Regions from separate parts of the Homo sapiens genome. Here region 2 is linked to region 1. A link is an interaction called in ENCODE POLR2A ChIA-PET data of the cell type or tissue named here. Cell type or tissue: Caco-2. All regions are shown on one strand. Region 1 has its middle 40 kb from the start of BCO1. Region 2 overlaps CENPN (centromere protein N).

What was found. Peaks named below come from ENCODE experiments on the same cell type or tissue, not always from the same donor. Only the 100,000 strongest peaks of a DNase experiment are listed, where the experiment ranks them.
Region 2: POLR2A ChIA-PET joins it to region 1 with 6 read pairs; 6 of 35 experiments call an interaction of 5 or more read pairs at or near these places.

The regions. Positions count from the first base shown.
Region 1 is chr16:81,196,122-81,201,121 of GRCh38, reverse strand. It overlaps the pseudogene PKD1L2. Among named protein-coding and RNA genes, the nearest start is that of BCO1, 40 kb to the left of the region's middle. In Caco-2, no CTCF peak of the experiment used is centred here; a DNase peak (open chromatin) is centred at 2,261.
Region 2 is chr16:81,022,502-81,027,501 of GRCh38, reverse strand. CENPN (centromere protein N) reads right to left here. Exons shown (of 11, transcript NM_001100624.3): 7 at 4,804-4,905; 8 at 2,724-2,787; 9 at 864-976. It overlaps CENPN-AS1 (CENPN antisense RNA 1), which reads left to right. Exons shown (of 4, transcript XR_007065134.1): 3 at 2,897-3,023. Among named protein-coding and RNA genes, the nearest start is that of ATMIN, 11 kb to the left of the region's middle. In Caco-2, no CTCF peak of the experiment used is centred here; no DNase peak of the experiment used is centred here.

The DNA of each region.
Region 1 (5,000 bases):
AATTTTTTATTTTTTTCTATTTTAGTAGGGATGGGATTTCGCCATGTTGGCCAGGCTGGTCTTGAACTCCTGACATCAGGTAACCTGCCCACCTCGGCCTCCCAAAATGTTGGGATTACAGGCATGAGCCACTGTGCCTGCCCACAGTGTGTTTTCCTTTTTTTTTTTTTTTTTTTTTGAGATGGAGTCTCGCTGTGTCCCAGGATGGAGTGCAATGGCATGATCTTAGCTCAGTGCAACCTCCGCCTCCTGGATTCAAGCGATTCTCCTGCCTCAGCCTCCCAAGTAGCTGGGATTACAGGCGCCCACCACCACACCCAGCTAATTTTTGTATTTTTAGTAGAGACAGGGTTTCACCATATTGGCCAGGCTGGTCTTGAACTCCTGACCTCATGATCCACCCGCCTCGGACTCCCAAAGTGCTGGGATTACAGGCATGAGCCACCGCGCCCAGCCTGTGTTTTCTAATCGGTCACAGAGACTGCTCTGATTGGTTGTCATGTCTATTTTGATGGGTCAGGGTGTCCATTCTGATTGGTCACAGCATCTATTCTGATTGGTCATGGCATCTATTTGTTGGTCGCAGTGTCTATTCTGATTTATCAGAGCATCCATTCTAATTGGTTGGCGCCCATGCTGTGCTGGTTGTTAAATATTTTAAATTATCATCCTTTCTCTCAATAGAGACTCTCCTGGCTAAGACTCATCCTCACCCAGGGCAGCGTTTTTCCTGAAGCCCAGGACCAGTTTGAGATTAGAATAGAGGCCTGTTGATGTAAACAGGGCAGCAGAGAGCTAGTGCAATGAGCAGGTGGCTCGGTTTGACCTCACATCCCACCTGGAGCCCTCTCATAGCAATAGCTGTGGAAGTCATAATGGGGCTTTAACACAGCCCTCAGGAAACCCCTTCTGTTCTTGCATGTTTGTTGGATGAAGAGGGCTCATATGTTCCCCTGAGGAAACAAAATAATCCTTCATTTATTTACTCATCCTACTAATATAATTGAGTGCCTACTACTCTGCCGGGTGTGGGCGAGGCAGCAGTAAATATGAAAGTCAGGGTTCCCATTCTCATGGGGCTTATATCGTAGTTATCATCATCATCACCCAGATGAGAACTACGCTAGCTTGGTTTTTATTGGAAGGAATCCTAATTTGTTGATTTAAGTCAGATTTTAAGAGTCAACCGCAATATTTATCATCCAGTAAGAACAACCATCTGCAACCTGCAAGGGAGCCCCCATCTTCCCGTGAACGGGCTGAGTTCTCATGTTGGTTTGCAGGGTTCTGGGCGGTCACCAGTGTAGGATGAAGGAATGGCTTTACTTGCTCCTGCTTAAAACAAGACCCAAAGCTAATTCTCATGCATAAAAATCAGCCCCCACCCTTAAGAAATGCTCCCTTTTAGTCCTCCTCCTCCTCCCCCGACCAGGACATCCCTGGCAACTAAATGTGGTAATTTTTTAATTACAAATATTTAGGTTCTCGGGTAAGACATGTATAGTATAAATAAGTTAGAATATGCAAATGAACAGAGCGGACCCCCAGATGACAAAATCACGGCCGGGAGCGGTGGCTTACGCCTGTCACCCCAGCACTTTGGGAGGCTGAGGCGGGCAAATCCAAGGTCAGGAGTTCAAGACCATCCTGGCTAACACGGTGAAACCCTGTCTCTACTAAAAATACAAAAAATTAGCTGGGTGTGGTAGCAGGCGCCTGTAATCCCAGCTACTCCAGAGGCCGAGGCAGGAGAATCACTTGAACCGGGGAGGCAGAGGTTGCAGTGAGCTGAGATCGCACCACTGCACTCCAGCCTGGGCGACAGCGCCAGACCCTGTCTCAAAAGAAAGACGAAATCAGTCATTAACCTAATACTCAGGGATAACCACCATTAATATTTGAGAAGGGGGCATATCCTTACATATTTCTTTATGTCTGCATCTGTATCCAAGTTTGTATCCAGAATCAGGCTTCAGAGACTGACTCTGAGCTGCCATAGTATTATCAACCGCATGGTTGTTACCAACATTCTTTAATTTTTCTTACCCCACTTAGGAACAGGAGTGACTTACACTGTGCTTTTGGGTGACATAACCCTGGCCGAGTCCACCACCCAAAAGGGCTCGCTACCGTACAATCTGATCCTGGACAGAGAAACCCAGAAACTGATGGGCCCTGGGAGGCACCGCCTGGAGATCCAAGCCACCGGCAACACCACCACCTCTACAATCTCCAGAAACATTACAGTCCACTTGGTGGAGCTGCTGTCAGGGCTGCAGGCCTCCTGGGCTTCTGACCATTTGGAGCTTGGACAGGACCTATTGATCACCATCTCATTGGCTCAGGGCACCCCGGAAGAGCTGACCTTTGAGGTGGCTGGACTCAATGCAACCTTCTCCCACGAGCAAGTGAGCTTTGGAGAGCCATTTGGGATTTGCCGCCTGGCTGTTCCGGTTGAAGGTACATGGGGTTAGTGGCTCCCCTTCTGATGCCCCTCCTCTTCCCTTTGTGACTTGGTGCCCAGGGTCCTGCCGGCCAGTTTTCCAGTGTGTCCGGGACATAGATTTGGTTCACAGCATCCTGCCTGGGTCATAAGATAAGGAACAGCCAGATGTAATCTGCCATCGTTGAGTTATCAGCTCTCCACTTCGGCACTTCTGACATTCGGAGCTGGATCATTCCTCGTTACAGTTGGGGGCTGGTACTGAAGGAGTTTTAGCAGCATCTCTGGCTTTTATTCACCAGATGCTAGTAACACCAGCACCCCAAGTCATGATGACAAAAATGTCAGACATTGCCAAATGTCCCCTGGGGGGCAAAATCACCCCCATTTAGGGCCCCTGTAAGAGACCAGGCATATTCAGATTTCTTCAAACATCTCTAGAGAAGAGTGTGGTTTGGGGAACTGCAGGTGATGCCCTAGCGGGAAAGAGGTAAAAACCAAGAATGGCAGAGATGGGGATGGAGAGAGGAAGTGTTGCCGACCATGGGGTCTTAGGCTCTGATGTACTCAAACTTTCCTGGACGAGGCTTTTGTTAGAGGCTTATGTTCAAACATAAAGAAGGCAGCACTGGAGTGGAGGTTCAGGGGCTGACTCCCCAAAAAGTCCAGAAGGCGTTCTTTTTTTTTTTTTTTTTTTTTTAGAGATGGAGTCTTGCTCTGTCTTCCAGGCTGGAGTGCAGTCAGTGGCGTGATCTTGACTCACTGCAACCTTTGCCTCCTGGGTTCAAGCAATTCTCGTGCCTCAGCCTCCCAAGCAGCTGGGATTACAGACATGCGCCACCACGCACGGAGAATTTTTTTGGTATTTTTAGTAGAGAGGGGTTTCACCATGTTGGCCAGGCTGCTCTTGAACTCCCAACCTCAGGTGATCCACCCACCTTGGCCTCCCGAAGTGCTGGCATTACAGGCGTGAGCCCTCGTGCCCGGCCTGTCTTTTTTTTTTTTTTTTTGAGATGGAGTCCCACTCTGTCACCCAGGCTGGAGTGCAGTGGCGTGATCTCAGCTCACTGCAACCTTCACCTCCCTGGTTCAAGAGATTCTCCTGCCTCAGCCTCCTGAGTCACTGAGACTACAGGCATGTACCACCATGCCTGACTATTTTATTTTTAGTGGAAACGGGGTTTAACCATGTTGGCCAGGCTGGTCTTGAACTCCTGACCTCATATGATCTGCCCACCTCGACCTCCCAAAGTGCTGGGTTTATAAGCATGAGCCACCACTCCCGGCATTCTGAAAGGAGGTAGGATGGGAAAAGGGCGATGTTTAAGCATGTGGAGGTGGGGAATGTTCAGCGCCTGTGCAGTCTGGTCACATGCTTCTTGATGTGTGGTATGTCTCATTAGCATGTTAAAGCTCCACCCTCGGGCATGATTTTTAGTATTATAATGAGGCAAAGGGTAAAGATGGTCATTTTTCTGGTCTTCTGTGTGTGCGGGCTATAGGGTTAACTCCCTTGAGTAAGATTTAAGGTGGGAGCTGTTTGTTTTCGTTTCCTCAAGGTCTGCACTCAGTGGGCATGGCACCTTGAGCAAGATTTGTGGTGCAACGTCTGGATGATCTGACTGGGGTCTGTGCCTGCCATGGGCCACCCTCCCCAACCAGCTTGTAGTAGAGTCCTCGATGAGGCAGGGCAGGGGTCCAAGTCCCATCTCTGGTCTATCTCAGAAGTATTTGCAATGATGCTGACGGGAGGACAGACTGGCAGGCACCAGCCAGGGGAGGTGGCCACAGCGCCCATTTGCATTTAATCTGTAAGGAACAGAGAGTTCTTGAGGGCCCGGATGAGATCAGCAGGCAGAAATGTGATGAGAATGGCAGAGTCTCCAGCCCATCCAGGACCTGCCCGTAGCTCCCCCTGGATCTCAGAAGTGTGTTAGAAAACGGGTGATACTGTGCAGGTGTGGGGTTACCATGCCCTCTGCAAGCAACTCCACAAACCAGATAGCAGAAGGGACAATAGGTTTGAGAAGAAAACCATCCGGGCTTTGCCAGATACCAAGGGTCCAGCTTGGAAGAGGGAAAGTCTAGAGGCTGCTGCAGCTGGAAAATCACACCACGCGTGGGTTATAAGCCAGATGCAGGTTTTGCTTTGTCACCTATAAAAATTACTCCTGCCATGAAAGTCGCTGCTATAAAGGTCACTCCACAGGGGAAGATGATCCCTCTCTGATAAAATATCCATGTGCTTTGTGACTTTTGCTCACTATTAGATGATTAACAGACTGTTCCTGCCCCTAAGGCCAACAGATTTGGATGACTCCAGGGGTGGCGGGAGTGGAAGGATGGAAAGGGAACGGGACAGGGCAGGGACATTTGCACTTGGTGGTGCTGGCCGAGTCCTAGCTGGCCTGGCTCTTGAGGGCTAGCAGATGTTTCAAGCTGCCTCTTTCTTGTAGGAGCTTCTCTGGGTTCTTGGGGCCCCCAGCTGGGCCTTATAGGCCTTTGTTCCTGGGGTGGTGGGGGATGCCTCCCCTTTAGCTGGTCACACGCCCTGGCT
Region 2 (5,000 bases), 170 kb after region 1:
TTTCTTTCTTTGTTTCTTTTTTGAGACAGAGTCTTACTTTGTTGCCCAAGTTGGAGTGGTACGAACATGGCTCATTGCAGCCTCGACCTCCCTGGCTCAAGCCATTCTCCCGCTTCAGTGCAAGTAGCTGGGACCACAGCCACATGCCACCACACCTTGTATTTTTGAATTTTTGTAGACACAGGGTTTTGCTGTGTCGCCCAGGCTGGTCTCAGTCTCCTGGGTTCAAGGGATCCGCCCGCCTCAGCCTCCCAAAGTGCTGGGATTATAGGTGTGAGCCACTGTGCCCAACTGAGATATCTTTTTAACTTCTAATTATGGAAGATTTTAAACATATACAAAAGTAAGGAGCACGGTATGAGCCCCATGTGCACATCACCCAGGTAAAATAATTATCAACTTATGGCTGGGCGCAGTGGCTCACGTCTGTAATCCCAACACCTTGGGAGGCCGAGGCAAGGTGGATCACCTGAGGCCAGCCGTTCGAGACCAGTCTGGCCAACACGATGAAACCCCGTCTCTACTAAAACTCCAAAAAAAAAAATTAGCCAGGTGAGGTGGCAGGTGCCTGTAATCCCAGCTACTCGGGAGGCTGAGGCAGGAGAATTGCTTGAACCTGGGAGGCAGAGGTTGCAGTGAGCCATCACGCCCAGCCCAGATTCATAATTTCTAAAGGTCTCTTTTGCTAACAGAGGAACTTATAAATACAATAAAGAGGTCTATTTAATTCATAAATTTATTACATGAAATTTAAGTGACAAGTGAAAAAGGAACAGTTTCTTAGATCTGTTTTCCACTTAAGGTTTTTGTTCTTTTTAAACAATGTTGATATCTTGTACTTAATATTTATTACGACATCTTACCTTATATTGTGCAAATTCTAGTTGTGGTTGAGGATAATCTCCAAATGTTTCTTGAGTTATTCGTTGGACTCTCTCTTTTTCTACTATGTTTTCATGAATGATCCTTGAATCCACTATGGGTGGAAGATTTCAAATAAAACAGCCGTTAGGAATATATTTCATCCTTAAATTATCCTCCTTTCATTCCTAACCCTTCGAATTGTTTGTATAATTTTAAAATAATATTTACTGCTTCTTCTCTTGGCTGTAATAATTTCTTAGTGTAGGGAAGTTTCTTAGGGTAGTGAAGTACAGGTTGATAAAAGAGAAAATAAAAATCATAATTCTACCACCCAGAGATAAGCACTGTTAGCATTTTAGTATATTTTTGCCTAGCTCTTTTTACAGTGAATAAAAATAAAGATGCATATATGTGTATATATATATACACACACATATATATACATATATATACACACACATATATATACACATATATATACACATATATATATACATATATATATACACACATATATATACATATATATATACACACACATATATATACACACACACACACACACACATATATATATATATATATCTCCATGGCACCCAGCCTATATATGTATTTTTTTTAAGAGATGGGGTCTCGGCTGGGCACGGTGGCTCACACCTGTAATCCCAGCACTTCAGGAGGCTGAGGCGGGAGGATCACTTGAGGTCAGAAGTTCCAGACCAGCCTGGCCAACATAGTGAAATCCCATGTCTACTAAAAATACAAAAATTAGCCAGGTGTGGTGGCAGGCGCCTGTAGTCCCAGATAGTTGGGAGGCTGAGGAAAGAGAATCGCTTGAACCTGGGAAGCAGAGGTTGCAGTGAGCTGAAATCATGCTACTGCATTCCAGCCTAGGAAATAGAGTGAGACTCTGTCTTAAAAAAAAAAAAAAAAAAAAAAAAAAAAAGAGAGACAGGGTCTCACTATGTTGCCCAGTCTGGACTGGATCTCTTGGGCTCGTGATCTTCCCTCCTCAACCTCCCAAGTAGCCGGGACCACAGATGCATAACATTGTTCCTAGCCTCACCTATGTATTTTTAAAACTGGAATCGTAAGATACACACAATTTTATATCCTGATTTCTTTACCTAAGATGAGATCAACAGCAGTTCCTATGACACTGGAAAATCATAAAAGTGTTTAGTTTATAACAGTGGCACTGTTTCATTTCATTGCCAAATCTCTACTAAGAGATAGGAAAGTTTTCATTTTTTTATGAATTTTTATTTTACCCCACCACTTTTGTAAATTTACTTTAGTAGTTCTGTACTCTTTTCTCTTGGGTTTTCTAGTGAGAGACTTCAGACATCTGTGAGTAGCAATACAGTCATGATTCTCATTGTTCTAGAAGTTTATCCAGCGCATTAAGAGCATGGGCTCCAGATCCAGACGTACCTGGATTTTACTCCCAGTTTTGCCACTCCTTAGCTGTGTGACTTTGCCTAGAGAGTTACCATACCTCCCTGAAACCCAGTTTCCTGATGAATGGCGCTTATTCACAGGACTACTGTGAAGATTAAGGAAAGAATACATATAAACATCTTAGTGTGGTGCCTGGCACACAAGAAATGCTCAACAACTATTAGCTAACTTTTGTTTTTGTAATTATTGTTTTGTTGTTTATTGTTATTCTAGTAAATTCTAAAGGAGAACTATGGTAGATTAGCTTTCCTCCTTCAACAGATATTTACTTTTCAATTTTTCTGAAAACAATAAAAGTTTTAAATTAGGATCCTACTATACACGTTTTACCAAGTGAAAGAAATCTATAAGGGAATGATGCATTTCCAAAATTCAGTTTCATATTAACACACACGTACTATTTATATCTAGTCCAAGGCTTCTTTCCTGTAGAGGTGTCGTAGAGTTGTGAGTTTCAAAGGTCTAGGGAAAAAAAAGTGAATATTTTACTAATCTTGACATCTTGAAGTACAGATATTAATTTTTTTTTTAGTATATTAAAGTATGTCAAATGTTTATTTTTTTCCAACAGAAAGATCCAAAGCCATATCCTGGCTGAGTTGGCTGAGTTGAGCAGGACACTGACAAGGAGGCTGCTGAGCCTGCAACTCGACTGTTCTGTTTGAGGAGCTCTGTGCTTTATCATAGAAATGGATCTGGTGAGTGCAGAGCCCAGGGAATCTACGGAAGCATTTGCACTGTGGTATTTCAGCGTCGTCAGTGCTCAATCTTCATAACCCTAAAAAACTTACTGAGATTGGAAAAATAACTTTCCTACTGTAAGTCTGAATCTCTTGAACCCCTTCTCCTACCTTCACCCACTGAATCCATTGTTTTTATAGTTCTGTGCTTGACAACGTGGATTTTCGTAAGAATGCCACTGTCTTTTTTTTTTTTTTAGACAATATCTCAGTCTGTTGCTCGGGCTGGAGTGAGTGGCATGATCATGGCTCACTGCAGCCTCAGTCTCCCTGGGCTTTGGAGATCCTCCTAACTCAGCCTCCCAGGTAGCTGGGACTATAGGCATGCGGCACCACACCTGGCTACTTTTTTTTTTGAGACAGAGTCTCACTCTGTCGCCCAGGCTGGAGTGCAGTGGCACTATCTCCACTCACTGCAAGCTCTGCCTCCCGGTTTCATGCCATTCTCCTGCCTCAGCCTCCCAAGTAGCTGGGACTACAGGCACCCGCCACCATGCCTGGCTAATTTTTTTGTATTTTTAGTAGAGACAAGGTTTCGCCGTGTTAGCAAGGATGGTCTTGATCTCCTGACTTTGTGATCCGCCCGCCTCGGACTCCCAAAGTGCTGGGATTACAGGTGTGAGCCACCGCGCCCGGCATGCCTGGTTATTTGTTGTATTTTTTGTAGAGACGGGTTTTCGCCATATTGCCCAAGCTGGTCTTGAACTCCTGGGCTCAAGGGATTTGCCCTTCTTGGCCTCCCAAAGAGCTAGGGTTACAGGCATGAGCCATGGTGCCTGGCCACTACTGTCGTATTATAGCAGAACAGTTTATATCAATTTGGTGAGAGGGTAGTAGGTAGGAGGGGATGGCTAGAGAAGAAAATCATGATCTAAGTTTAAAAAATATATATTATTTATTTTTTGTTTTGTAGAGATGTGGTCTCCCTATGCTGCCCAGGCTCATCTCAAACTCCTGGGCTCAAGCATTCCTCCCACCTTGGCCTCCTAAAGTGCTGGGATCATAGGCGTGAACCACTGTGCCTGGCCTCATGATATAACTTCTTAATGTTAGTTTTTCCTTAAAGAGGGACTGCTTGCAGAGAGCTGTCACTTCTTTCTGCTTAGAACAGATGAAAATACAGAAGTATAACATCTCTAGTGGCTCAAAGATATACACAGAGCATTAACAATCCACTCACAGGAGTGTCAACACATATGCAGACATCTGCCATGCATAGTTTGAAAAAACACCCCTGCATCTGTAAGGACAGATCTGTATTTGTCATTAGAGGGGAACATTACATTCAAATTATTTTAACAAATGAACTTTGGGATTTAAAAAACCACTGCTTTTCCCTTTAATTCCAGTGCCTGTATAACCTGCTTGAGTGATGGGACAAAAAGTTAATTCTACTTCTCTGTTGTTTCATAGAATAATATATTTAGCTTCAAAAGATAATGTGAAGTTTCTCTAAAGAGAAAACAAATTCTAGTGTGATCAGGTGATTTGGAAGCTGAGATCTACAACACAGACTCCAGTGACTAATGAGTGGTATAAAACACAATACAATTATAAAAAGATGACTGTGAGGAATTTTTATTTTCCTTTCATGTTCACTAATTGCAAGCTTTCTTCATTTCGGTAATATCTAAAATGATCTCCTCTTGTCGGAGGTAGATTTTCCCAGTAGCTTCTAACTCCTGTGTCAAAGAGAAAATAAAGATTTACCTTTAAAGAGAGTCACTGATTGGCTCACCTGATTATACTGTTTAAAAACAATAGCCTTAAGAGAGTCCAGATACCGACTTCTCAGGTCCATTTTCACAATCTGATGGTGTTTGCTAGCAATTGTCAGCGCCTTGAAATGAAAATTTGCAAGACTATTACTAGGATTACTGCCTCTGTGTTTATAATACTTGTCAAAGTAAAATGTAAGAGCTGCAATTAGGGAAT